Linked DNA regions of Homo sapiens: all the other regions are linked to region 5. Evidence: read pairs that join two places in POLR2A ChIA-PET (ENCODE). Cell type or tissue: MCF 10A. All regions are shown on one strand. Region 1 overlaps LINC01344 (long intergenic non-protein coding RNA 1344). Region 2 overlaps GLUL (glutamate-ammonia ligase). Region 3 has its middle 130 kb from the start of ZNF648. Region 4 has its middle 120 kb from the start of LINC01344. Region 5 overlaps LINC01344 (long intergenic non-protein coding RNA 1344). Region 6 has its middle 120 kb from the start of ZNF648. Region 7 has its middle 27 kb from the start of ZNF648.

Region 1 (4,000 bases), 73 kb after region 5:
CTTCCCCAAGGTGCTCTGTCCCAGGGAGATGGGGGTTTTATCTATAAGCCCCTGACTGGGGCTGCTGCCTTTTTTTTCAAGATGCCCTGTCCAGAAAGGAGGAATCTAGAGGCAGTCTGGCTACAGTGACTTTGCTGAGCTGCAGTGGGGTCCACCCAGCTCAAACTTCCCAGCATCTTTGTTTAAACCGTGAGGGGAAAACCGCCTATTCAAGCCTCAGTAATGGTGGACGCCCCTTCCTCCAGCAAACTGGAGCATCCCAGGTCGACTTTAGACTGCTGTGCTGGCAGTGAGAATTTCAAGTCAGTGGATCTTAGCTTGCTGGGCTCCATGGGAGTGGGATCCGCTGAGCTAGACCACTTGGCTTCCTGGCTTCAGACCCCTTTCCAGGGGAGTGAACAGTGCTCACTGGCATTCCAGGTGCCACTGGAGTGTGAAAAACAAAAACAAAAACAAAAAAACAACTCCTGCAGCTAGCTTGGTGTCTGCCCAAACAGCTGCCCAGTTTTGTGCTTGAAACCCAGGGCCCTGATGGCGTAGGCACCCAAGGGAATCTCCTGGTCTGCGGATTGCAAAGACCATAGGAGAAGCATAGTATCTGGGCTGGAATGTACCATTCCTCAGGGCACAGTCCCTCATGGCTTCCCTTGGCTAGGGGAGAGAGTTCCCCAAACCCTTGCACTTCCCAGGTGAGGTGATGCCCCACCTTGCTTCTTTTTGCCTTCCGTGGGCTGCACCCACTGCCTAACCAGTCCGAATGAGATGAGCCAGGTACCTCAGTTGGAAATGCAGAAATCACCCGCCTTCTGCATTGATCTCACTGGGAGCTGCATACCAGAGCTGTTCGTATTCTTCCATCTTGCCAGCCCAGTCCTAATTTTTGTATTTTTAGTAGAGACGGGGTTTCACCATGTTGACCAGGCTGGTCTTGAACTCCTGACGTAAGGTGATCCGCCCACCTCGGCCTCCCAAAGTGCTGGGGTTACAGGCATGAGCCACCGCGCCTGGCCCATAACACACATTTTTAAGGTTTTTGCTGTTTACTGCTCTCCTTCCTTTCATAAGTTTATATGGAGTTAAAATTCTATGATCAGTGTATGAGTGTGTTCCCCTTACACTTTTCAAACTACATATTTCCATTCTGAGTAATCCTTTTTACAGCTCATCTCAACTAGCACTCAGATCAATATTTGTCCAGTCCTGCCCTTCCTTGTCCTATGTGTACAGGACACAATGCTCCTAGCAAGAAAGTTCACACCCAGTAGGAGGAATAACAGAAGTTTTTTTGTTTGTTTGAATCTAAAAATGCTGAGGGTGATTAATTCATGAAATCTTATTTTTTTTCAAATTATATTAGACTATCCTAAAGAAAAAAAGAACAAAGGCAAAATATTTTTACCTCAACCCATTGTCATATTGATAATCTTCAACTTTCTTTCTTTTTTTTTTTTTTTTTTTTTTTTTTTTGTATTTTTAGTAGAGTTGGGGTTTCACTGTGTTTGCCAGGCTGGTCTCAAACTCATGACCTCAAATGATCCACCCACCTTGGCCTCCCAAAGTGCTGGGATTACAGGTGTGAGCCACCATCCCTGACTGATAAACTTCAACTTTCAATATGCAGATCTACTTGTACATTTGTGATTCTTCAGAAATGGGACATGGCTGCTATTTTACCTCCTTTGAAGAAATCTAAACTTCTTGAGATCAGGAACCATTCTTCTATACCTTTTATAGAATAAGTTAGAGAACCATAAGATGGTAGACCTGGAAGCAGCCTCGTATTTCTCTAGTCTGAGTTTTTCTACAGATGAGGAAAATGAGTCCCAGAAAGGTGGAAGAACTTACCCATGATCAATAGCTATTTAGAGGCCAGCTATTAGAACCTGTGTAACCTGACTCCTCTTTCAATGCTCTTACCAGTGCCTGTCCTCAAAGGTAAATCTATGAAGAAGAGAGAACACTGCCTGTCTTAAGTAGGTTAATAAAAAGCGCTTCTCCGAATCATTCTGAATTCCGTTAGCTGGACTCATACAATGTTTGTAAGACTTGAATGGAATGTCTGCTTCCAAATAGTATGGCTTTCTCATGGGTCACTGGAAGGAATTAGTCATAAATGAACTCTCAGGAAAAGGTAGGATTCATCCACCATAAGGAGTTACTGAATATCAACCAATTAAATTTTGGAGTCTATTCCATCCAAGGACAATCATTTTTGTTTTGTTGTGTTAGTGTTGTAGATCAAATCTTTTATCCTAACCTTCTGTTGGCTGGTATGTGCTCACAACTCACCATCCATCCAAAGCAGATAAATACTTCAGAACATAAGAAAAACATATTTAGTTTAATTTGTTTGCATCCTGTTTTTAAATGACTTTTTTCATGAACTGGAAACATTCAGATTAATGAAATAAAGATTTTAAATGGGGATGTACAATTAAGAAAGAGAAAACTAATTTCCAGCCACCATAAGAGGCAAAGCAGTAGCTGGGATTAAATATAAAACTTGACCAAGACTATGGTTGTCATAGAAAAAGATTAAGAAAGGGAAAAGAAACAAAAAGGAAGAAAGAAAAAGAGACAGAAGGATTGATATAGAATAATTCTCATTATCTAAGAGGAGGAGGTATTAAGTGATATAAGGTTCTCTATATCAATCTCAGAGTGGACAAAAAAGTTGAATTCTCATGACAATTTTTGATAAAAGCCAACCCCCTCCACAAAAACATAAATATAGTAAAGGCATTTATTTGAGATGGTAAGGTGATGAGGTTCAAGTTTACAGGTATTTGGTATTCCAGGCTAATCTGACAATAAAAATTAAAATATTTAGAGGTATAGATAGATATCATGTTTCTCAGACTCTTAACTAAATGCTTAATAAATATAATAAGTTCAGCTAGATTTTTGGTATGACTTGAGAGTTGAAGTTAGACTTCCAGGAAGCTGTTCTATTTTGCTAATTAAAGACAAATGCATATGCTTGGGAAACTAGATAAGTGGGTGGAAGGACATGTGTTATAGCAATAAAGGAGCCTACCAATAATCTGATGAGGAAGGAAGTCATGCTTCTTCTAAATACAGGTGACCCGCTAGGATCTATGCTTAATGAAAACTCCAAAATTTGCTGGGCTAGAATGGCATGAATATTTCAAGTTGAGCCATCACAGCTTGGGAAAAACATTTGTAAGACTTGTGTGGAATGTCTACTTCCAAGTAGCATGGCTTCCTCATGGGCCACTATAATGAATTAGACTTAAATGAACTCTCAGGAAATTGTATGATTCATCTACCATAAAGAGTTATTGGATATCAACCAATTAAATCTTGGAGGCTGTCCCATGCAAGGACAATAATTTTTGTTTTGTTGTAGTTAGTGTTTAGCTCTTTTTCCTGGTTAGTGTAATAAAACCATGCTGTCTGCATATGCACTTGGGCTGTCCACTTACAATTGGGACCTGATACTTCTAAAAGACTGTTCCTGCCTTGCTGATTTTGGCAGTGGAGTTAGAATGCAAATTTTGCAGCTCTCTCTGGGAACCTACATTGAATTATTTTACAGCTTAATTCATGACCAGTGAATGGGAGGGATGCATTCTTCCTATTAGCTAGACTTGTGAAATATTTTTAAAGGATGTTTTGATTGATTGGTTGCCTCATTGTGTTAACTGGGGGGCACCTCTCCAGAAACACTTGGTTCTGAGGCATCTTTTACAATATAAATCACAACGGGTCACTCTGTAGTCAAAAATCTTTCATGCCAGACGTGGTGGCTCATGCCTATAATCCCAGCACTTGGGGAAGTGGAGGTGAGTGGATCACTTGAGTCCAGGAGTTCGAGACCAGCCTGGCAAACATGATAAAGCCCCATCTCTGTTAAAAATACAAAAATTAGCCAGGTATGATGGCGCATGCCTGTAATACAAGCTGCTTGGGAGGCTGAGGCACAATAATCGCTTGAACCCGGGAAGCAGAGGTTGCAGTGAGCCAATATCATACCATT
Region 2 (4,000 bases), 87 kb before region 5:
CCGACCGTTCATTTAAAAAAATTCTACTTCAGGCCGGGCATGGTGGCTCAAGCCTGTAATCCCATCACTGTAGGAGGCCAAAGTGGGCAGATCACTTAAGGTCAGGAGTTTGAGACCAGCCTGGCCACCATGGTGAAACCCCATCTCTACTAAAAATACAAAAATTAGCCGGGCTTGGTGGTGAGCACCTGTAATCCCACCCTGCCGAGTGGCAGGCTGAGGCAGGAGAATCGCTTGAGCCCAAGAGCCGGAGGTTGCAGTGAGCCAAGCTTGCACCATTGCACTCCAGCCTAGGCAACAGAGTGTGACTCCATCTCAAGAAAAAAAAAATTCTATTTCATTTTACAATATGCAGATATATGTCCATACACATGCATAATATAAATGTATACCATATTTGTGAGAATATGCATATATGTACACATTAGATACACAATACAAGCACAATACATATGTCTTTTGCCCAAGATACAGCATTTTGTAAAGGAGACAGGAATTTAGTAATATATGTTCCAGAAACAGTACACAAGAGAATTCGCCGAGATGAGAAAGTTGTCACTAGGAATGGGGAGTGGTAAGATGTAGAAGGTATAATTGTTCTTAAAGTTCTACTGCCAACTCTTTCCAATTAATTACCCACTCTGCCATGCTTTATGGACAGGAGGTTGTCGGACACTGTCAATTAATAAATATTTGAGCATGATACACTGCTTGGAGCTCCTCTAATATAGGAGAGTGATATCCTAGTGCATGTTACAGAGGGAGTGTCCACACAGTTCCTATTGTCATTTGATGAGTTACTTTTCAGGGGCCTTGTACCTGAGCAAGTTGTCCTCTTTTTGATGGATTTCAGATTGAGTTACCTGCATTGTCTTGAGATTGCAGCGTGTTTCCTCCACTGTACGGCGTAGTCAGCAGATCTATTAGTTAAACTCCAGTGGGCCCTCAGTCACTAAATCTATCCTCTGTGTTGAAGGCTTTCTGCATTTGCCTTTCAATAAAGGTTTAGAATAACTCCTTCTCTGTGACTCTGTTTTACTCCTCTATTGACAGTAAATTGAATCAGCATTTAAGATGTGAAAAAATTAATAATCAAATGAAATGGGGGTCAAATAGGCACTAGTTTGGTGTGTTGGGGAAAGCATATGAATGAGGGGTGGTCAAGTGAATGGTCAAGTCTCCTTTATGACCCTCCTTTTATAGCTAAAGGTTGTCACTGGCAGCACCAAAAGGAAGGGGACTCCTGGGCCCATTGCTATGTATCCCAGTTTATTCTCAAATGATTTTGTGAGCTGTTTTGGTAACTGTTTAAATAAGGCTACAGAATGAAATGTAGTATCACATTGTGGGAGGAGAGGGAAAAGGATTCCTTTTTTCGTTTTTTGGAAGAAGTGAACACTTGCCTGGACTCTGGGAAGGAACCTGTGATCTAATTAGCTAAATTTAGAGAGACAGTACAGTAAGAGAATGCACTTTTCCAGAGCTTCCTTTGCAAGAGAGGATCCATCTCTTCAAACAATCTACCACCAGGCTCATTCCTAGGTGGGCCTAAGATCCAGAAACTACCAATCTATTAACATTTTTATATAAATACTGCTATGGCATAGCACTTAGCCAAGGAAGCCTTCAATAAATGTTTGTTGTTTACATTATCAGAGAAAGGTCACTACTATGTCACTGGCTAAAGAAAGTAGGTAGAAGGCTGGGGTGTGAGGCCTATTAATCATAGTATTAATCATAGGTATTAAAGGTTTGTGTATGAGCTGCCTCACTCCTGCAGTAAATTCCAAATTACTTAGTTCAGAAATATCCTCCTCTTCCTGATGCCAAATGCAGGGCCTTTGGGGTGGTCATCTGAAATGCTATGTCCTGGAAGCTGCTGAGTTTCCAGGTTCTTCCCTTCTCTTGGAAGAGGATGGTTGGGAATATACTTAGATTATCTGTGTCATTAAGTGATTCACTCCTCCAGGAATTGACACCATTCTTTACAAAATCAGCCTGAGATAAGCTATGACATCCCCAAAATTCCTTCCAAATTTGGAATTTTATGCTGTGAACCATCACACCCAATATTGAAGTTAAGCAGTTTTTGGTTAAATGTGCTACCTTAGAGGGTAAAAGAGCTCCTCCAACTTATGACTGGTTATTTGTCATCAAGGTTCACAGCTGAATTCAGTGTTGGAGAAGTTGGAAAAAGATGAACAAGCTGTTTTGTTTTGTTTTGAGACAGAGTATTGCTCTGTCGCCCAGGCTGCAGTGCAGTGTCGTGATCTCGGCTCACTGTAATCTCTGCCTCCTGGGTTCAAGGGATTCTCCTGCCTTAGCTTTCCAAGTAGCTGGGATTACAGGTATGCACCATCACACTCAGCTAATTTTTGCATTTTTAGTAGAGACGGGGTTTTACCATGTTGGCCAGGCTGGTCTTGATCTCCTGACCTCAGGTGATCTGCTCACCTCAGCCTCCCAAAATGCTGGGATTACAGGTGTGAGCCAACATGCCTGGCCATATTTTAACACAGCATTTGGGTGTCATGGAGGGGTAGGGAGGGGCATATGAGGCAGCATTTTATATTAGTAGTGATAGGAATATTTAATCATAAAATGATTTAGCATACATTTATTTCAGGTTAGGAAGAACCATTTCTCTCTGTTCCAGGGCTCTGGCTTCTGTGCTTTAGGAGTCCTAAAGCTATATAACCATCATCCTCAGGTAACTCAGCCCAGCACTTTCTAACCCTGAGGGTTTATATATCATTTAAAAGCATCGGCTGGGTGTGGTGGCTCACACCTGTAATCCCAGCATTTTGGGAGGCCGAGGCAGGCAGATCACCTGAGGTCGGGAGTTCGAGACCAGCCTAGCCAACATGGAGAAACCCTGTGTCTACTAAAACTACAAAATTAGCCAGGTGTGGTGGCGCATGCCTGTAATCCCAGCTACTCAGGAGGCTGAGGCAGGAGAATCGCTTGAACCTGGGAGGTGAGGTTGCAGTGACCCAAGATCACGCCATTGCACTCCAGCCTGGGCAACAAGAGTGAAACTCCACCTCAAAAATAAATAAATAAATAAATAAATAAATAAATAAATAAAAGCATCACAAGTGTACTATCTGTTGCTGCATAACAAATTACCCCAAAATGTAGCAGCTTAAAATAAGAAATATTTATTATCTTATACAATTTTGAAGGATCAGGAATCTGGGAGTGACTTAGCCGAGTGCTTTTGCATTGAGGTTTCTTAGCAGGTTGCAGCCAGACTGTGAGGGCTGCAGTCTCTGAAGATCTGACTGGGTTCAGTTCCTTGCCATGTGGGCCTCTTCATAGCGCTGCCCATGCCATGTCTTTTTCCGGAGTGAGTGATCCAAAGAAGAAAATGAGAGAGAGAAGCCTCAGTTCCTTTATAAGCTAATCTTGGAAGGGACATCCCATTACTTTTACCATACTTCATTTGCTAAAAGTGAATCACTAAATTTCGTCCATATTCAAGGGGAAGGGAAAGCTCCATTTCTTGAAGGAAGAGGTATCAAAGAATTTGTGGAACTATCTTTAAATTACCACAATGAGCAGTTTGGCCCTGAGAAAATAGTCAAAGTTAAAGTGTTATCCTAGGGAGAAAGGTTTTGGTTTCCTTTGATTCCTTTAATATCATAAGTCCTTTAATAATATCTTCTTGGCTGGGTGTGGCAGTTCATGTCTGTAATCCAAGCACTTTGGGAGGCCAAGGTGAGAGGATCACTTAGGCCCAGGAGTTTGAGACCAGCGTGGGCAACATAGTGAGACCCCATCTCTACAAAAATTAAAAATGGGCCGAGTATGGTAGTCCCAGCTACTTAGGAGGCTGAGGCAGGAGAATGGCTTCAGCCTGGGAGATGGAGGCTTCAGTGAGCTGTAATCCCACCACTGTACTACAGTCTGGGCAATAGAGTGAGACTGTGCCTCGAAAAAAAAAATGGCTGGGTGTGGTAGCTCACACCTGTAATCCCAGCACTTTGGGAGGCTGAGG
Region 3 (4,000 bases), 100 kb after region 5:
GGGAAGCCAAAAGATTGAATACCCCTGTGCTAGAATCCCAGTAAAGAACCAATTACACCAACCACTGCCTCCAAGAAGCTGGAGTTTGGAAATGTCTGAGTGAAAAGGGGTCAGTGTAGGGTCACTCTGATCAGAGCAATTGCTGGTTCTGAGGTGATTTCAGATCTCTGTCCCACCTGAATCCACATCACCATCTCTATTTTTGTTTGTTTGTTTGTTTGTTTCTTTAAGTGAGAGAGATAGCAGGCTGAGCACAGTGGCTCATGCCTGTAATCCCAGCACTTTGGGAAGCCAAGGTGGGAAAATCACTTGAGCCCAGGAGTTTGAGACCAGCCTGGGAAACATAGTGAGCCCTCCTCTCTACAAAAAATATTAGCCAGGCATGGTGGTGCATGCCTGTAGTCCCAACTACTCAAGCAGCTGAAGCAGAAGGATCACTTGAGCCCAAAAGGTCCAGGCTGCAGTGAGCCATGATTGCACCACTGCACTCCAGCTTGGGAGACAGAGCCAGACTCCATCTCAAAAGAGAGAGGGGCAGAGGGAGGGAGAGGGAGAGGAAGAGGGAGAGACTGCCAACGAGACTTAAAATCTGAGCCTGTGAAAGACTTGAGAGAGGTATCTCCTGGTTCCGGGCAGTAAGACATTGTGACCAGTTTTTACCACAGGAGGACATTGCTGCTTTCAGTCTTGCCTTTCCAAAAGCCAATGACAAGAAAATAGTTTTAGGGAACTGGCGATAAAGCATAGGTCCCTGCTCTCTAATTTACTTAGATGAAGCCACAGAGGCCTATAGTAGGATGAGGATGAGAGAATGTGAAAGGAGAAAATATAGAGAAATAAATATGTCACTCTCTTCTCCAAAGTCACAATGGCAGACAAAATTGTAACAGACAAGAATTTATTAGCCTGGAAAATGTGACAGAGTATCTGAAATTGGCATTGTGCAGTGTCTTAGTCAGTTTGCACAGCTCTAACAAATGTACCATAGACTAGGTGGCTTATAAACAGCAGAAACTTATTTCCCACAGTTGTGAAGGCTGAAAAGTCTGAGATCAGGGTGCTGGAGTGGTCATGGTCAGGTTCTGGCAAGGGTTCTCTTCCAGGTTGCACACTTTCCATCTTTTCACTGTATCCTCTCCTGTTGGAAGGAGAGTAAGAGAGTCTCTGGGGTGTCTTTTATAAGGTACTAATCCCATTCATGAGGGCTCTACTCTCATGACCTAGTCACTTCCCAAAGACCCCTCCTCCTAATACCATAATATTGGGGATTAGGATTTCAACATATGAATTTTGGGGGACATGAACATTCAGTCCATTGCATCAAGATATGAGTCATCTATGTTATTCTCCATAGTACCCACATCATCTAGCACAGTGCTTAGTACAGAGAAGATGCTCAAAATAATTGTATAATGAGTGATTGAATGGTGTTCCTAGGTGGAGGACAGATCTGCTCATCTCAGGGCACCTGCCTCCTTCTGCCTTATGCCATACACTCATGGAAGGCTGCTTTTTTTCCCTCTAAATATCCATGGGGATTTTCATGTTGAAAAAAAAAAATCAGACTCTTGGCTGAAGGAGAATTTCTTAGCCTGGTGACATTAAAACCAATAAGAGATGAATGTTGAGCCAAGGCAGAAGAGAATGGGTTCAGTGTAAAGACTGTGGGTCCAGTCAGGCTGGCAGGAAACCTGAGAACTTCAAGGTTCCAGGTCCGTCTGAAATGCCTGTTGCTATGGACTGAATTGTGTCCCACCACCAAATTCAGATGTAGGAGCTCTAACTCCAGTGCTCATTGTGATGGTATGGGAGATAATTAAGTTTAGATGAGGTCACGAGGGTAGGTCTTCATGATGGGTTGGGATTAGTGCACTGGTAAGAAAAGGAAGAGATACCAGAGCTCATGCACTCTCTCCTCCCCACCCCAACCTCTCTCTTTCCATCATGGGAGGACACAGCAAGAAGGCAGCCATATGCAAGCAAGAAAGAGAGACCTCGTCAGAACCTGATCATGCTGGGACCCCAGTCTTGTACTTTCAGCTTCCGGAACTAAGGGGAAAACATTTCTATGAAGCCATCCAGTGTGTGATATTTTGTTATGACAGCCAGAGCTGACTAATATACCCATAAATCAGCTGTAAAGGAGTTTGCCCACTGGTTTTGGTGGTGAGCTGCTAATATCATTCCGGTGGTGTGATGCCTGCTACCAGAAAGCTGCCATTAGAAATTCTCCCTGCATGAAAGTACAGCCCTTTCCAGCTGAATGAGCCTTGACAAACAAATTAGATGATTCATCCTATGCCTGAAGGCTGTTTGGCTTTGCTGGAATCCTTAGCATACCACTACTGAAGAATTTTTTAAAACATTATTTTGTTTTAAATAGAATCTATGTCAAGCATTAATTGTTATCTATGCATTGATGCTGGAAAAATTTATCATCTTGTCTGTCTGTAATGAATTTTTTAAAATTAACTTCTTTTTTATTTAAACTAATGGTCAGCACTAAAATGGTAAGCCCTCCTCTGATCTTCTGAAATAGGAAAAAGAAAGTAAATGAATAACAGCCACATACTAAGTTATTGAATTACAAGTGAACCAATTAATACTTAGATTTTGTAAGCATTATTGTACCCTAAGAATCATAGATAATGCATGGAATCTCCAGTAGATTACATGCCCTGCTGCTTTTGAGGATAATACATGGGAAGAAGTTTGCACATTTAAGGTTTAAATGTGCCTGCCAAAAAACCATGTGCTGGTAACTTAATCTCCATTGCAACTGTGTTGAGAGGTGAGGTCTAGTGAGAGGTGATTAGGCCATGAGGGCTCCACCCTCATGAATTGATTAATACAAACCTACAGGATTGAGTTCATTCTAAAAGGGTGAGTTTGGTCCCTGGTCCCCAGCCCCCTGTGCCTTCCACTATGAGATGACTTAGCAAGAAGACCCTTGCCAAATGCCAGCCTTTCCATCTGGGACTTCCCAGCTTCCAGAACCATAAGCCAATACATTTCTAATCTTTATACATTACTCAGTCTCAGGTATTCTTTTATGAAAGCACAACACAGACTAAGGCAGGATGGTTTGCATATGTCAACTTGATTAACCTGGAAGTATATTTCCCAGAGTTCCCCCCACCGATATGGTTCTTGATTGGAGTTGTCAAAAAAGAAATGTGCATGAGATTTGAAAGATTAAAGTGAAGCAGCATGATTACCTCTGAAAGTCATTGTGATTAGACATGACGACAGATGCAGAGGTGCTGGCAGGTTCCAGTTTGTCCTTGCTGTCATCTCCTCTACATTCTACCTATCTTCCTACCTGACCCCACTGATCAACAGTGGTCTGAGAGTCCAGGCCTATCGCCATATATTGGCAGTGGAGGCAGTTTCTCATGGGCTTCCCATGAGCTTGCCTTTGCAGTTTCACTTCTGCAGTAGGACATGCATAACTGTTACTTACTCTTGCTCTGATCTTTCAACTCTCCAGTGGCACCTTCACTTTCTCTGCTTCTTCCATAATTATGTAAGGTCTAAATTTTATAATAAATCCCTTGCTTCATAACTGACAGTGGTTCTTCTTTCCTGTTGGAATCCCAAGATGCCCCATGGGAGGGAATTATTGTTAATTACTGGAGGATTCCTGTTTGGAGAAGCATTACAGTTTGGACTCAGAGATACTGGGTACCCACCTCAGTTCTACCACTACCAGCTGGTTGACCTCGTACAAGATATCTAACCTCTCAAGCCTCATTTTCTTTTCTTTTCTTTTCTTTTCTTTTCTTTTTTTTTTTTTTTTTTTTTTGAGACAGGATTTGGAGTGCAGTGATGTGATCTCAGCTCACTGCAACCTCCACCTCCTGGGCTCAAATGATCCTCCCACATCAGCCCTCCTGAGTAGCTGGGACTACAGGTGCATGCCACCACCCCCAGCTAGGTTTTGTATTTTTTGTAGAGATGGGGGTTTCATCATGTTGGCCAGGATGGTCTTGAACTCCTG
Region 4 (4,000 bases), 93 kb after region 5:
TTTGACATTCTGGGAAGAACTGAGCAAAAGAAAATGGACTTTGTTAGATCTTCATTAGGTATATGAAAGAATGTTTTGCCTCTCATAGGTGGGCTTGTGTCCTTTACTGTTTCTTTCACACACCCTTGCTCACAATCACTCTCCTGGAAGAAGGACCTCCCCTTGCCTCTTCAAATCTTACCAATCCATTGGCCAGGACCCAACCCAGGTCTCTTCCTATGAATCCAACTACTCAGGTATTCTCAATGATCTCCCATTTCCCTATCCTAAAAAAGGGCACTAATATACTCAAAGGTCCAGTAGCTAGGAGGGATGCTTTAGTACATAGAAAAAGAAGACACAACTCATAGCCATCAGGGAGCCTAGCGAAGGGACCAGACACCAAAAGCTTATTTTAATAAAGTGTTGGGATAAGAGATGTACATCAAAGTCAATGGGAACACAAAGACTTAGCACTTAATACAGAGCAGGTTAGGCCAGAGGGTAGCATAAAGTCAGGGAGTGTTTTATAATGGAGGCAATAGCTTTTGTTGCATTTTGAGATTAACTTGATATAGAGTAGCAGTGGGGTGGTTCCAGATAAAACTATCAAAAGCACAGACAGAGCGTGGGAAATCCAGAGAATACAGGTGGTTCAGTAAGCCATGGCCAGCCCACTGTCAGCTGGCTAATAATTAGGTGCTTCTTTTGACCAGTTTTAGTAAATTTTGTTTAGAGGAGAAGCTAGATGTTACAACAGTGGATAAAGAGGGCTCTCTGATGACAATATGCAATTGTGCTTCTCTATTTTCCCAAGTAAGTCAACTCCTTGGTCCCTGACTCAATCAAACAAAATTCTGATATCTGGTGAATCTACTCTTCTTAGAAAGCCATTTGGATTTTTTTTTTTTTTTTTTTTACTGTTACTTAAGCATGTCACTGGGGGATATCACTTCCCACCCTTAGCAGTTTATTAGAGGATCTCACAAGAAGCCCTGTCTGACAATTCTCTTCTCTATGACTTGCTAGATTTCATATGTTAGAAAGCCTTAGCAATTGGCTTACCTGAAGGGCCTACCCTTAAGCCAGTTTCAGGAGTGGTGGAAATATGGAACGCAAAACAGAAATGGCAAGAAATGTGGTTGAGTAGGATGTGGGTGGGAAACCAGATTATAAACACCTTTGAATGCCAGATTAAGGAGTTTGGGCTTGCTCCTGGGGACAGGGGAGTCCAAAAGAAGATTAAGCCATTGACACATAAACTGAACCATAGAGATGAAGAATTGCTTATCTCAAATTGTTTTAAGGTACAAACCAGTCTCTTCTACTGAACGATGCATACATTTTCTGAGGGCAAAATTCCTGCCTAATATTTTCTTGGTGTCCTCTTTTTTTTCTTTTCTTTTTAAAAATAGAGATAGGGTCTTGCTGTGTTGCTCAGGCTGGTCTCAAACTCCTGAACTCAAGCAACTTTCCCATCTTGGCCTCCCGAAGTGACCGGGATTGCAGGCATGAGTCACCATGCCCAGCCACTTGGTGTCCTCTTTGATTCCAGGCACATGTTTGAACAAATAGGAAGTTGTCAAAAATATGTTGATTGGTAGGTTTGAATGGCTACCAAGAGAGGCTGTATAGACCTTCAGAAAGAGATCTTGTGTCTCATATAGAATTAGATCGTTAAGCAGCAGAGAGTAGAGTCTGCATTTTTACCTAGGATCTGAGGCTCCTCTTCAATTCCTCCAGCCTATTCTAAATGGCTGTGTCTCTCAATTTGTCTCCCACTAGGAGGCAGCATCATTCCCTCTGCCCTCAGGACAAGGAGCTTTTTAAATAAACATACATAACACATATGTAATTATATGCACATTCCCCCAATATAAACAAGCACGTTAAGTTTTGACCTTGATTGACTAGAAAAAATGTTTCTTGGAGTCTTGGTCAATTAGCCTCAACCTAAAGACAGAGGGTTCTGGAACATACGACTCTGACCTCCAACTATCCCTGGAGGAGCTGCCTCCTATACCAATAAAAACTACTTTCTGAGAAGCATCTTCATGCATGATATTAATAGATTGATTTTGCAAGCAGGAATTGGCAAACATGATAGAACCCTATGGTAGGGAAAGAGCATTTGGACGATGTTGGATTGCCTTCCTGTTGAATTTTATGCAACCTTGGGTCCCTAGGGAGTTTCCCCAGAAAGCTGGTTCAGAGTGTGCCGGCTCTTGTGTCCCAGCCTGCTGTTTATTTCATGGTGGCTGCAGTAGAGCAGCATTTATGCTTATGTTAGCAGCTTAAAGCTTCTCGGAAAATTTGGAAAGTAATGTTACAGCAAATAGCCAAAGTATGCTCTAAGCATGTTTTTCTCAAGGCCTGGGTTTTCCATATTACCTCTGCCAGGAGTGACAGGAAAATCCAAGAAAAGCTCTTTAATTTGATCATCATCGTTGATATACTTGTTGTACATTGAGAATCTCAAGTTGTCCTGGGAAAGATTTGTCAATCAATTCAGCAGAACTTCTCAAAACTTGTTACATCAGAGGAGTTCAGGTTATTTCTGTGTCACAAGAGAGTACAGCCAAGGCCAAGAACATGGTCAGCCCCACTCAGACGTACAATTCTGTCAAAACAAAACCTTGGGCTGGCTTCCCACTTAAGCCTTTTAAAGAATAATTTGCTTTGATAGGCGATTGGTGCCAAGCCCAAAATTAGAAACTCCTATATGTGTGGGAGGCAGGGACCATGAAATGTTTTAGGAGGAAATTCAGCTTTTCCTCTTTTGGCCTTTGCTGAAGTCCCTCCAAGGTTTTCAAAGGGAAAGCCAACACCATTCCTTCAACGAACATGTGCTGAGCCTGAAATCTTGACAGGGCTGAGGACTGTCACAGTCTTGGAGTACAGCTTTGTCCATCACACCTGCTGCAAAGGGGCTTGCACTCCAGCTAAGAAGCATATGCAAGGTCAATTCTTTCAGCTTTCCATGTAACACATTCATAGGAATAGATAATAAAAATAAAGGAAATATTACTTTTGAGAAGGAAATAAACATGAAAACAAAACAAAGACACCAACCCTGATTTCTAAGAGCTTCCATTACAGCGGAAGAGTCACACATGTATAAGATAAATTACCATAACAGATAATTGCCACCCTTATAATATAGGTATTTTGTAAATTACTATGAGTCTGCAGAAGAAAGAGTTATTGAGAGGAGCTTAATTCTTTTCCTACAAAGATTTTGTAATACAAATGATGGAGAAAGCCTAGTGGAATCACCTACCAGGAAGATAGTGGCTTAGCTTCAGGCAGATCTTATTCATTTACTCTACAAATATTTATTGAACATCTATCATGTGTTGTTAGGATATTGGAATCCATCAATGAATCAAAGAGAAGAGGATCCCTGTTGTGATATTCTAGGAAAAAAATAAACTAAAAAACAAAATTGGCAATGACCAATTAAAGCATTCCTTCTTTGATAACAGGTAGAAATTAATTGGTTTTTGGTTGATGGGGATACTAAAAGCTGTAGAACATCATACCTTTTGATCCTGAAGTCTCACTAAATGACCATGTCAAGCAGTATGTTAGAATAATGACCCACCCCAATATCTACATACTGAAGACCACCATGCCACTTCAAGCTACCAATGAGATGTCTCTGAACATACAGTTGGGAAGAGATGCATATAATAAAACAACCACAGAAACACAAAACCCTGAATCTTAGAACCAAAGCAATATTCAGTAGGTAAGGTGTCAATATTGATAAGAAATGCAGTGTTGCTGGCTGGCTTTCAAAAGAGAGGAAGAAGGTCATAACCCAATGAGTGTGGGCAATCTTTAGAAGCTGAAAAATACAACGAAACAGATTCTAACCTAAAGCCTCCAAAAGAAATGCCATCCTGGCAACACCTTGATTTGAGCCAGTGAGATCCATGTTGGACTTCCAAACTATAGAACTGTAAGAGAATACATTTAGGTTGTTTCAAGCCACTACATTTGTTACAGCAGCAATAGG
Region 5 (4,000 bases):
ATAATTCCCACGTGTCATGGGAGGCACCCGGTGGGAGGTAATTAAATCTTGGGGGCGGGTCTTTCCCATGGTGTTCTTCTCGTGATAGTGAGTAAGTCTCACAAGATCTGATGGTTTTAAAAATGGGCGTTTCCTTGCACAAGCTCTCTCTCTTTGCCTGCCATCATCTGTGAAAGACATGACTTGCTCCTCCTTGCCCTCTGCCATGATTATGAGGGCTCCCCAGTCATGTGGAACTGTGTAAGTCCATTAAACCTCTTTTTCTTCCCAGTCTCAGGTATGTCTTTATCAGCAGCGTGAAAACGGACTAATACAAGGTAGAAGGCGCATTTCTGCTGAAGGGTCTTAGATCTTCCAGATTCTTTCAGATTTTGCCTGATCAGACTCCTTCACTCTCCTAAAACAAACCAACCAAAGTAACAATAGAGCAATAGTAACAAACTCTTCAAGTAACAATACAACTGCTGTGTGTTTATAACTCCCTTGCTCTCTAGAGACCCCTGTGCTTTGATATTACCAGTTGCTCTTTCTCAGCTTAACTCCGAGGAAGAAATCAACCAAGAACCTTGGGAATCAAGTGACCAAGGGCAGAAAGCAAGAACGGTGCAGTGCAAACATGGCCTGCCTGGATGTTTGCTTTGGTTTAAAGAGTTACTAGGGATAGTATACTAACCTTTTATTTTGCAGGGGCCTTTACTTTCCTGGTAAATAGCTGTTTTTAAAGTAGCAGTTTCTCCATGTGACTGGGCAAACAGATCCTTAAAATAGATCTGACCCTTCTTTCTGTGGATCAGCCAGGGTGGCAGCAGTGACACCTGGGCCACTGGTCCCAGTTGCATGCCAGGAAAATAATCAAGCAGTAGTGTCTGGGTACTTTTCTATCCAGGGCACAGCTGTTTATCTCACTGCCTCTTGAAGCCATAGCCTGTGGTGGCCCCGACTACCAACAAGTAGTGGACTCCACACACAAGTGTCTGCAGCCCCAGGCACTGAGAGAGACCCTCCCAGTGGGGCATGTGCAGAGACTGCCTCACTGGCCTGGAGTAGATCACTTTGGTTTCACGACTCTTTTTAATGTGGTTTTCCATAGCAAGGGCAGCTAACTGGGGTGGAGGTGAATATGGGGACTGGGAAGAGGCCATTCATAGTGGTTCCTACAAGGAACAAGGTCAGTGTCTCCCCTTCCCAACAGGAGCCTGCTCCTGCAGTTGGGGGTCTGTTGCTAGTAAGTTGACTGGGTCATGCCTAGCCCTCAAGGCCCTGGATGCTGACCATCCTCAGCCTGTTTTTCTGCCCCCCTCCATATGTATTTCCTGCTGGAGTAAGACCAGCTTTTTACAGGCACTCCCCAAAACATACACATATGTGAAACTTGTGCCAGTCTTCTCTTCTGGCCTTTGTTCATGCTGTTCTTTCATCCTGGTAAGTTCTTTCCTTTCTGTATCCATTCAAATCCTTCCCACCTTTCAAGGTCTCGTATAAACCTACTGCCTCCGTAAAGCCTCCTCAGAATGTTCCTGTTTGGCCCTGGTTCTTGTCTCATTTCATGTGGGTCAGTTCAATCTCCCCATGTAGTTTGCAAGCCCCAGGAAAGCAGAGTCCATGTCAGGTCCTTTAAAGGTGTCACCCACATCCCCTAAAATAGCTCTCATTTCCTGTATCACTTATCTCTCCTTTGTAATTCACTGTTTAAAAAAATACCTTTTTTCCCCCCATAAGTGACTGGGAATGATGCTGTTCACTTCTGAAATGCCCATAGCTACTAGCACAAAGCTGGTGATCAATAAATGCTTGCTGATTGGATAATTTATCAATGGCCTATATTGAAGAGAGAAAATAGTAACTAAAATGATAAAAGCTTGAGCATGATCCATGATTCTTACTTTGGATCCTTGAAGATGATCATGTCTAAACACATAATGGCCTTTTCATGCAGTTCTCTTTCATTTAATTGCTTAAAGAGGGAGTTTGACTCCAGCCTCTCTTATATTCAGCTACAACCATTCAAACTAGTAAACTTTAAATGAACATCCTCACTGTACTGGATCCTGCTCATGGGATCTGAGGCCCTGCTCCTGGAGAAGAGAGTGGAAGAGGCTTTATTAGTCACCAACCAATCATTTCCCGCTTAGCCCTAATGGGGAGTAAGCATGACAGCTATGAGCAGTAGCCACAGGCTGTTTAGGGCAAGGGAAAACACAGGGAAGGAGATCCAAGGGATGCGAAGCTGGAATGAAGGATTTCAGCTTCCAAGAGCACAAACTGATTGATTCTCAAAGTACATACCGTAACCTGAAGTGATTCATGACCAATTATGCAAGTGGCATAGCAGACACCAGAACCAAATGAGACCTCCAAGGGAGGGAAGCCAGGCCAAAGCTCTCTCTGGGGAGCAGCCAAACCTTCAACAGTCATGGAACAAAGTCAGGAAAAGGCCCTGAGAAGAGCTAAATTTATCCAGGTTGCCTGCGGTGCCTGAGGGCATGAACTTCAGGGAAAAAAGAGCAAATGAGGAATTACTCATATGCCAGAGAGAGAGAGAGAGAGACCAGAAAAGACAGGACAATAGCTATGGCTGGTGGTTTACAACAGCACAAGAGGGAAATCTCACTAATGTTGACCAGCAGCAGCTGCCTAGCCATATCACTCTGTGTGTGTGTGTGTGTGTGTGTGTGTGTGTGTGTGTGTGTGTGTGTGTGTTGGTATGGGTGTATGTCTTTAAACTGAGGACCTTTATACTAGGGATTTAGGGTGGACAGAAGATCAGGAACCACATCAAGCTTGCACTACCTCTGATGGCTCCTAGAAAGGTAGTATTTTCCCAGAGAACTACGTAAACAGCTGAGAGTTACAAAGGCAGGCCAGCTTATACCCAATGATTGGAGCATGCAATACCCAGGGTACAATAGCTTGGTGACATAATGGTAGAATCCTACCTACTGATGGATCACAGAGAAAATGCTGAGATCATTGTCAGTCTGGACAATGTTTCTAATTTGGAAGGAGTTGGAGGAAGCCATGATAATGGGTTATCTTGCCTACTCAAGGGTGGCTCTCAAAAGTAAGGTGGGCAGGAGGAAGCAGGAGGTGACGGAGCACTTGCTGAGTAGCTATTGGTAGTTTTTTGTAAATACGCTTTCATTCAATCCTTTGAGGTAAGTATCATCTCCAATTTATAGATGACAACACTGAGACTCATGGAGTTTACGTAATCTTAACAAGGTCACCCTGATGATAAGGATTGAAGTCATGGTTCCAACTTAGGCTGCTTGCTCCAAAGCCTGGGCTTTTTCTACCCTACTGCCATGGTTCCTAGCTCTCTCTACACCTCTCAAGTCTAAAATCCCAGCCAGAGAGAACCTCCAGGGAGAGCCTAGTGTAATCAGGACATGGGGGTTGAGATTGTGAGCTCTTTGCTCATAAAACCTCCTGGATCTTGGACCAATCAAAAGCTAACAATCAACCAACACCTTCCCTGGGCCGACCAACTACTTTCCTACTTGGAATTTCTTCCAAAGTGACATTTTTTTAGAAAATACACTTAATGAGATGAAAGGTGACTGTTGTTGCCTTTTCTCTTTGCTTTTAGCATGTGATAACCTTTCTTTCTGGTCATGTCCCAGTCTTCTTGGTCTTTGCCCTCAGCACTGTGAAAGTGCATATTTGCCCAACCTTTATACCACATAGCTCTGAGCAGTACATGTTCTGATCTGGACTAAGTTCACTTAGCAGAAGAGTGGGTGGCCTCCTACTGACCCTTTCTGGAAACACCTGTCTTCAACAGGTTCTCCTGAGGCCCATCCTGGTGGCAACTGTGCTAGGATGGGGGCAGAGTGGGTGGGAGCCCATTTCTCCACAGGAAATCCAGAAACAGTCCCACCAACTTCTCCAGGATTGACCTTAAATGCCTTCACCCTCCCTTAAATCCTCCCACTTCATTCCTTTTATCACTTCAAGCATTAGCTACATATCATTGTAACCCATGTTCAATACTCAAGAG
Region 6 (4,000 bases), 110 kb after region 5:
ACTAAGGCATCACCCATAGGCAATGAAAAGGCTTTAAACAAATGGAAAAAAATCTGGATATCACATGGAATGAGAAAACATGATTAGAGAGAAGTGTAGATGTGTGACTTTACAGAAGGTTCTGGACGTACTAATAGCTATCTTTGGCTGTCTGAAAGCCTTCATGGGAAGACAGGTTGGACATCAATGAATGGAAATAAAGAGAAGGTAGGTTTGCCTCAGTGTATCTCTGTCATTGAGGATTTCCAAGGAGAAGCCAGATGAAGAAGAAGAGGAAGGGAGTGATGAGGAGGAGAAAAGAAAAGGAAGAAAAAGAGGAGGAAGAAGAAAGAGGAAGAGGAGGAGGTCAGCATTTATTGAGCACTTCCTATGTACCAGGCATTGTTTTAAATAAGCTAAATATATTATCTTATTAAAATCTTACAGTATCACAACCCAGCATCAAGGGAAGCCCAGGCCAGCCCAGTTATGTCCACTGTGGGTTGCGTCCTACCTTTCACTTGCTGTAGGGAGGGTTGGTGTGTTCTTGCAACCCCTTTATTCTACTCACCTATGCAGGTTTTTAAAATTTCAGCTCCAAAAATGGGCAGAATTTTCCTTGATTATATTGGCAGTACCCATTTGTTTTCTCGTGCAAACTGTGATATAATCCTGACCAATGGCTCAGAACTCAGCTCATCTCTACTAGGTGCACAGGCACCACTAGCAGGGCGTTTCTTTGTCACAAAGTAGTTAACCTACAGTATGGTGAAGTTCAAGATCGGATCATGCTCACTGGCTGCCACATGGTTCAAGGTGTGAGCTACAAAAACCGCAACAGCCAACTGGGATGGATCTGTGAGTTTGCCACTGAAGACAGCCAGCATTATAAGGAAGGCTGTGTGATTCTGAAATGTGCTCTAGTTAGAGAGAATGAGGGCTTTGAGGAGCATGTACCATTCAATAACTCTTGGAAGAAAATGAGCTCAATCCATCTTTTTCCAGGTTTCCTTCACTGAAAACAAAAATCTGCTTACACACACTGCCAACTTAGTATCAGAGTCAGGTTCATAAACTGTGGAACAAGAGGTTGTGAGAATCTAAGATGGAACCTTTCTTTCTTTTTTTAAAAAAAGTTTTGTATTTTCCATGTAATAGCAGAGTGTGGAAAGAGTATTATGCAGATGTCATCAATTTTTCCCTATGTTTACATCTTAAGGCAGAAGAGTCTGTCTGCAACCATGTGATGGGCTGTGTAAAGAAAAAATCTGGGCTATTAGAGTGGAAAAGTGTGTTTTATATAAAATTTGAAAGGAAATATGTCAAGAGCATGGGTTTTTAACTTGAGCTTCATTTTAAACTTATTTTTTAAAAACCCAATTATTTTACCTGATTTGCTACCTTCAGAGAAGAGATCCAAATCTGGGCCGAGCACTAAGGACTCAGTTTTGGCATTACCTGTGCCGGCCAATGTGCCATATTCTTGTTGGAGATGAACCATAGCATTTTCCTTGCCAGTCTTGACCCAAAGGTGTCACCATTCCAGTTATTTATCACCATGTAATTGGTGTTGATTGGAAACTTTTTGTGAAATGGGGAAGAACTGCTTTGTTGTCTTTTTCTTTGTAACAAGCATAGTAATATAAATAAAATAATAGTTGGGAAAAAAATCTTACAATATCCCTATAAAGTATTGAGGCACAGAGAAGTTAAATAAACTGCCCATATTTACAGGATTTGGGATGATGGAGCTGAGACTTAAACCCAGGAAAGTCTGTTTCCAGATCCTATGCTCTAAACCACTACACTCTTTGATTTATAATGCGAGGAGATTCCTGTATCCAGCAGGAGTTCAGGTGTTATTATTTCTGAGCTTCCCTCCAACTTAGATCACTCAAGCTCTTTCCAGGGCTAAGATGGTTGGTATCTAGTGCCATTCAACAGTTATGGAACACTGACCATTCACCAGGCTCTGGGCTGGGCACTAGGGGCATTCAGATAAGTAAGACAAGACAGTCCTGTAATAGACAAAGGTGCAGGGAACTTCCATGGTCCACAAAGACAGAATCACAGTCTTTCCTCTGAGAGTTGGCAAGCTTGTAAAGAAGGCAGTATTTGCTTTTGAAACACCCTGCTCTCACCTTAGCTCATTTTGTCACCACACTCTCCTTTCCAGTGTCAACCAGCAAACCCACAAACATCTCACTGTTGAGGGAGGGTTCCTGACCGTATGTGGCACTAAGAAGGCTGAGCAGCAGAGTGAGCATGGATATAACCAGGCAAACTTGTTTTCAAGGCTCAGCTCAGCCACTGCTGGGTGGAATAAATCATGTGTTTAAGGCAAAGCAGCCAGAGATATTAGCCCCCCTCCGATACCTGCCAGTTATGACTCATTCTCCCCACTTCACCTAAAGCTATCAGATCTGGACAGGAAAATAAAGAAGTATTGTGTAATCTGTGCAATCATTCCGAATTCTATAAACATGGGCATTATATTTAACTTCTCTGTGGCTCAGTACTTTATGGGACTATTGTAAGATTGTTTTTTCCCAACTATTACTTTATTTATATTACTATGTTTGTTACATGGAAAAGGACAACCAAGCAGTTCTGTCACATTTGAGAAAAATATATAGGTACACACACACACATATCTATATATGTGTATATATATATGTATGTATGTATGTACAATTGTCCTATAACTGAAGATATTTATTGAGCCCTTGCTATATACCAGGCAGCATTCATGAGCTTTACCCATCTTAGTTCATTAAATCCTTATCATAACCATGTTGGATCAGTGTCATGGCAGCTACATTTTACAGATGAGAAAATGAGACACAGAAAAATAAAGCAAATTGTTCAAAATCACGGGGCTAGTAAATAGGGAGTCAGTTTAGCACATAAACAATACTGTTTCTGTCACTAAAATAGAAAATTGAGGCACTGAGAATCAATAAATTAGCCTGAAAGCCATGGTAGGGCAGTGAGAGGGTCAGAATGCCACCGGTTAAGTGTGTTCACCATGTAGGGGCCTGTTTCTACCACTCCTGTATCTCCCAAGAGGACACAGAAAAGATCCTTGGCGATCCTTCCTCCAACAAACATGGCTGTTGGTGGCTTTGTGTAGTGATATACATTCCTCAATGTCTATGTATGCTCATGTATATATAGGTTGGTGCAAAAGCATCTGCAGTTTTGCCATTGAAATTAATGGTAAAACTACAATTACTTTTGCACCAACCTAATACTTGCTTTTCAGGGTCCCAGTTGCATAAAGGCTAATCCCTCTGCTCATCCATTTTTAGAATGTCAGATGCTAATCACTTCCAAAGAAGTGATTCTCTGCATTTTGCTCCAAGCATTGATCCATCAGTTGCCTTTGCTCTTCACAGAAGTGAATCAGGACACTGGAGATACAAACGGTGCCAAAAACCTCTGCCCCTAAGGAAAGAAAAAAGGAGCATTGGATTGTTCCCTTCACAATCTGACAGGCGCTTGAGAAGAAAGAGCCCATATTTAATATGGTTAATGCATTTTGACTTTAGAGAAATAATAATTTTCATAGAAAAAAAGGGTAATATATTTCAAGCGTAAGAAGTCATACCATCAAGATGAGAAAGTTCAAAGTATATCCATGAGACAGGAACTTAAATTCTGGACTGATTGTGCTTGTATAATCTATAGCAGGTAGTTAAACTCCATGAATCTCAGCTTTCTCATCTATGAAATGAACCGAGTTTTATAGATGAGGAAAGTTTGTCTGGCAGAGCATCACAATGCAGTAAATGCTAGTTTATGTTTCAGTAGTCAGAAAGAGTAACGCGCAAAAAAGCATATTTTCATATTTTTCTCTCTTTTTTTTTCTGACATGGAATCTTGCTCTGTCACTCAGGCTGGAGTGCAGTGGTGCAATCTCAGCTCACCGCAACCTCCACCTCCTGGGCTCAAGCGATTCTCCTGCCTCAGCCTCCCAAGTAGCTTGGATTACAGACGCACACTACCGCGCCCAGCTAAT
Region 7 (4,000 bases), 200 kb after region 5:
ACAGGTAGGGGCCTCTCAAGTGGGAGGGACTGTAGTGCATTAGTGTTTATTTTGAGCATTGATGCCCACAGAACTCATTGCACTTGGGCCATCACCTGCTCCAGTCCTCAAGAACAAAAATCTTACCGTCCCTGAGCAGCCTAGAGCAAGGTCATACAGATGACGTGCGGGACAAAGCCTCACTTGGGCAGAGGTGGCTCTTGCCCGCTCAACTGTGAGATGCAGGACAAGCCCTGAATCCCACAGGGTTTACCTCGAATGCATGCCCTGGGTTAGTGAGTAGTCATCGCTGCATGAGGAGTCCCTGCCCACAGCTGCTTCCACCGTCTGATCATTCCCCAGAGACCACATTCAAACCCCAAAATTGGAGCTGACAAGTTCTTATTTTTCTTTATTTTGTAATTGCTGTTACTTCTGGGGCTTGCAATGAGAGGAAGGATTGGATAATAGGCTTCTGGCCTGGAGAGATGAGATGGGAATCTAGTTAGTCTTTTGGCCTCCACATGAGGTTTTCATGGATTTCATATTCACACCTCATTTGGGGTCTGAGACTGTGGGTGATTTTGTCCCCATTCCTGCCCACATCTGTCCAATGGGCTGTTACAGTTCTTGGGGTCCCCACTCTCTGGACATGGTCATGCTCAGCAGGCCCCTACTCCCTGACTCCTTGAGCCAAGAAGGCCATTCATGTGGTTTCTCTGTGCTGCAGGGCACTGTGTATGTACAGGGAGCACAGGCCTTAAAGGAGGGGCTGTGTCTTTGTTGAGGGTGAATGTGTGATGGATGCATGAGGTTTCAGTCATGTCAGCCAGTGCCCATTTAAGCAAACACCCAGGACTAGATGGAGCAGGAAACCATGAGCCTCTGTGGCTGACTTGGGAGATACCTTCTTTCTTTACAAGTCTGTTCTGGAGTCAGTGGTGCTCCTGCCACTTCAGCTGGGCTCAGGACACCGAGTGCAAGATGCAGTTTCAGGATCTGGAATCCACAGCGCTAGTGGGCTGCTCAGGGGAGGCTGGGAGAGGTGTTTCTCTCGCAGATGCCCTGGATGGCATGGGTTCTGCTAGGTGGCTTGGTGAAGGAAAGGGCAGGATCCGTCTCACACATTCCAGGCACTGTGGGGGTCAAATATGAAGAGCAAGCTTACTTTTTCCCTCTGATATTTCTCTTGCCTTCTATAAAACAGAATGTATATTCCCTTCCTGCCACTCATCAGAGCATCTTACAAATATTGACTCTGTGTGCTAAAGGCCTACCAGGGCTGCAAGGGCCCAGGGAAGCTCAGCCGAGCTCTAGGGCAGATGTTAAGGAAAGGGAGGAAGAGGACCTCTCTCAGGGCTCCTGTCACAGAGATGCTAGGGAAGCGGCCATCAAGAACTGCCAGAACAGCTTCCTTACAGCCAACGATGCTAGCCATGGCACCCAGACCCAGGTTATGGAGCCCACTGGCTCTGCGGATTCCAGATCCTGAAACCGCATCTTGTATTCGGTGTCCTGAGCCCAGGTGAAGCAGCAGGAGCACCACCGACTCCGGAACAGACTTGTAAACACACTTCATCTAATGGATGGGCCCAGCTCTGTGCTAGAATTCAAAGCTTAAATGAGACTCGGGCTTGCTATTGAGGAGGCACAAGTCAAGGGGAGGAAACAGGCCCCCAAGCAGAGATAAAGATATACACGGTGCTTCACCCAACCCACAGGCAGGAGCACCCTGTGCTTCTCTGCAAGGTCAGCAACTCAGGGGATGCGACCTCTGCCACAGCTCCACAGGGTCACTTCCCTTACTTTCGGAGGAGCACCCATTGGGCACTCAAATCAACACCCTGGGTTTAGCAGCCACTCTGTGATCCCAGCAGCACGGGGTGCTGCTGGAAACCTAAACATTTATTCTTTCACTCAAAACGCTGAGCGCCTACCAGGCGGCACACATTGCACTGAATGTCAGAGCCAGAGATCCTAAGGCTCTGAGGTGGGGAGGACAGAGCTGGAGGCAGATTACACACCTTAAAATGTGGGTGCAGAGGTGGGCAGGGAACACCACTGGGATGTGCCCATGAGGATGAGCCAAGACGGAAGAGCTGCGACTTGTTTACCAAAAGGCATTGACGACTCGATGCTCCGTCTTCCGTGGGAATTCACCCAGCTTTGTTCAGATGTTACTACCTCTGCCCTTCCCAGTTCCTACCCCATGAAAGGGCATCTGAAGGTGCTGACATCAGAAATGGCAAGTCAGGACACACGCAAGTTCCACAGGGCTTCCTGCTGCCCCGCCCAGCCTCTTTGCAGCCGCCTCCTGCAGCCCCAGGCACAGGCCTGACTTTGGTACAGTTGAAGTAATGCCCCAGTTTTGCCCTGGGCTGGGACTGCCACCTGGGGCAATAAGGGTGGTTGTTTTCCCCTGTGGTTGCCCTCCTGGTTACCTTAGTGACTCATGGAGGCAGTGGGCCAGCCTGGGACAGAGGAGCAGGGGTCTGGTCCAGGGCCAGCCTGGGGCTCTGATCCGCGGCTGCCCCAGATGTCCAGATCTGACCAGGAGCTATGAGGGAGGAGCCTGCTCCCATATAGCCATAACTTTTCTGTTCTGAGCTCATCAGTGTGGCCTGATAAAGTCTACAGAGAGGCCCTCAAGGAGGAAGAAAGAAAAGGCAGGGAAATATACTTTTTTTAGCTAGAGCTCCATCAGCGAGTACAGAAAGAGAACATTCTCCTAGGAGAAAGCAAGGCATACTCTGTCCTCAAGGTGCCATTTTCCCCAAGCAATAGAGGCAAGGCCAGATGAGCTGTGGAGGGGTGGAAGATGAGCTTGTGGCTCCCCACCCTGTCCCTTGCATGCACACCCACCCTCAGGGGCTGCAGCTGGGGTGGCTGAGAGGGGAATCCCTGGTTCAGGCTTTCCTTGTCTTACACAAACTGAGAAGGAAGCCTTGAGAATGCTGGTAGTGCATGCAGGGTGGAGCTGAGAGGGCGGAGAATGAGGTTTTTCACCCACCCTGTGGGCCCTCCTGTTTCCTCCACCCTCCCTGTAATCTCAAAACATCCTGACTTCACTGAGCAAAGGCCCCAAGCTTTTCATGGAAGAGCAGCAGCTTGCAATAGCCCCAGAGTCTGAAGATAACATCTCCCTTGCGGTGGCAAGAAAAGGCAAGGGTGCTCAGGAGAGTGCAAAAGTCCTCAGGCCCCAACCAGAAGTTCTGCCTCTGAGGTCCTCAAAGACACGGGCTCCATCTCCTGCTGTTCCCGCTTTGATTTTAGGGTGTTGCTTTGCTGTACTGGTGCCAGTAGCGGCCACACTGCAACTCTGCTTCAGGCACAAGGATTGGGGTGGGACCCTGTGTCCGCTCTGAGAGCACTTCTGCCTCCAGCCCTCTCTTGGTCCTTGTCCTTCATGTCCTTTTTTGGTGTGAACTGGGTTCAGGAGAGAAGCCCAGGCCCTGACATCTGTGGTCAATGCACACACTCCAGGAAGTTGTCTTAGGGATCAACCAGGGGCACCCACAAAATGGACTGGGGATCATGACTGGCCTTTCCAACCCACAGACCACCTTCATTCCACTCAAAATAGCGCAGCTCTGACTCTACTTAAGAAGGACGCTCTGATAACATGCTGGTGACTTTCACCTAGAAATGGAATCCATCCTTCAGGGCCCGGCCCCCTTCCTGCCTCCATGATGAAACCTTCCTGTCCCTTCCTGTCAACCCTGAGGCGCCACCACCTTCTCCTTCCCGTCATGTACTCACAATAGTTAACATCCACGGCTCTCTTCCCCTGCACTAGGGGCTGGGATGGGGATGGAACGGGGTGCCCTCTATCCCTGAGTTCCTTCCCATGCAGAGATGTAGAAACAGTCATCATGCATGGTTCCATGAGAGATTCCAAGAAAATGCACAGCAGCTGCAGGAGTCCCCAGGTAGCATCTGAAAAATGATTTCCTGAAACACATAGGGTTTGGATGGCGGGGTCAGGAGAGGAAGGACTTTCTGGCAGAGTGTAGATGGGAAA

Evidence for each region. Peaks named below come from ENCODE experiments on the same cell type or tissue, not always from the same donor. Only the 100,000 strongest peaks of a DNase experiment are listed, where the experiment ranks them.
Region 1: POLR2A ChIA-PET joins it to region 5 with 22 read pairs; 2 of 35 experiments call an interaction of 5 or more read pairs at or near these places.
Region 2: POLR2A ChIA-PET joins it to region 5 with 32 read pairs; 8 of 35 experiments call an interaction of 5 or more read pairs at or near these places.
Region 3: POLR2A ChIA-PET joins it to region 5 with 13 read pairs; 2 of 35 experiments call an interaction of 5 or more read pairs at or near these places.
Region 4: POLR2A ChIA-PET joins it to region 5 with 22 read pairs; 6 of 35 experiments call an interaction of 5 or more read pairs at or near these places.
Region 6: POLR2A ChIA-PET joins it to region 5 with 16 read pairs; 2 of 35 experiments call an interaction of 5 or more read pairs at or near these places.
Region 7: POLR2A ChIA-PET joins it to region 5 with 10 read pairs; 3 of 35 experiments call an interaction of 5 or more read pairs at or near these places.

Annotation. Positions count from the first base shown.
Region 1 is chr1:182,215,331-182,219,330 of GRCh38, reverse strand. The region is part of intron 2 of LINC01344 (long intergenic non-protein coding RNA 1344); the gene reads left to right. Among named protein-coding and RNA genes, the nearest start is that of LINC01344, 97 kb to the left of the region's middle. In MCF 10A, no CTCF peak of the experiment used is centred here; no DNase peak of the experiment used is centred here.
Region 2 is chr1:182,375,113-182,379,112 of GRCh38, reverse strand. It overlaps GLUL (glutamate-ammonia ligase), which reads left to right. Exons shown (of 7, transcript NM_001033044.4): 7 at 1-1,015. Among named protein-coding and RNA genes, the nearest start is that of GLUL, 15 kb to the left of the region's middle. In MCF 10A, no CTCF peak of the experiment used is centred here; no DNase peak of the experiment used is centred here.
Region 3 is chr1:182,184,781-182,188,780 of GRCh38, reverse strand. No RefSeq gene overlaps it. Among named protein-coding and RNA genes, the nearest start is that of ZNF648, 130 kb to the right of the region's middle. In MCF 10A, no CTCF peak of the experiment used is centred here; a DNase peak (open chromatin) is centred at 2,230.
Region 4 is chr1:182,195,935-182,199,934 of GRCh38, reverse strand. No RefSeq gene overlaps it. Among named protein-coding and RNA genes, the nearest start is that of LINC01344, 120 kb to the left of the region's middle. In MCF 10A, a CTCF peak has its summit at 1,777 (motif pointing right); DNase peaks (open chromatin) are centred at 1,754 and 2,154.
Region 5 is chr1:182,288,612-182,292,611 of GRCh38, reverse strand. The region is part of intron 2 of LINC01344 (long intergenic non-protein coding RNA 1344); the gene reads left to right. Among named protein-coding and RNA genes, the nearest start is that of LINC01344, 23 kb to the left of the region's middle. RefSeq lists a cis regulatory region at 631-642 and enhancers at 564-708, 387-886. In MCF 10A, no CTCF peak of the experiment used is centred here; a DNase peak (open chromatin) is centred at 2,321.
Region 6 is chr1:182,179,679-182,183,678 of GRCh38, reverse strand. It overlaps the pseudogene YPEL5P1. Among named protein-coding and RNA genes, the nearest start is that of ZNF648, 120 kb to the right of the region's middle. In MCF 10A, no CTCF peak of the experiment used is centred here; a DNase peak (open chromatin) is centred at 2,348.
Region 7 is chr1:182,086,480-182,090,479 of GRCh38, reverse strand. No RefSeq gene overlaps it. Among named protein-coding and RNA genes, the nearest start is that of ZNF648, 27 kb to the right of the region's middle. In MCF 10A, no CTCF peak of the experiment used is centred here; a DNase peak (open chromatin) is centred at 2,299.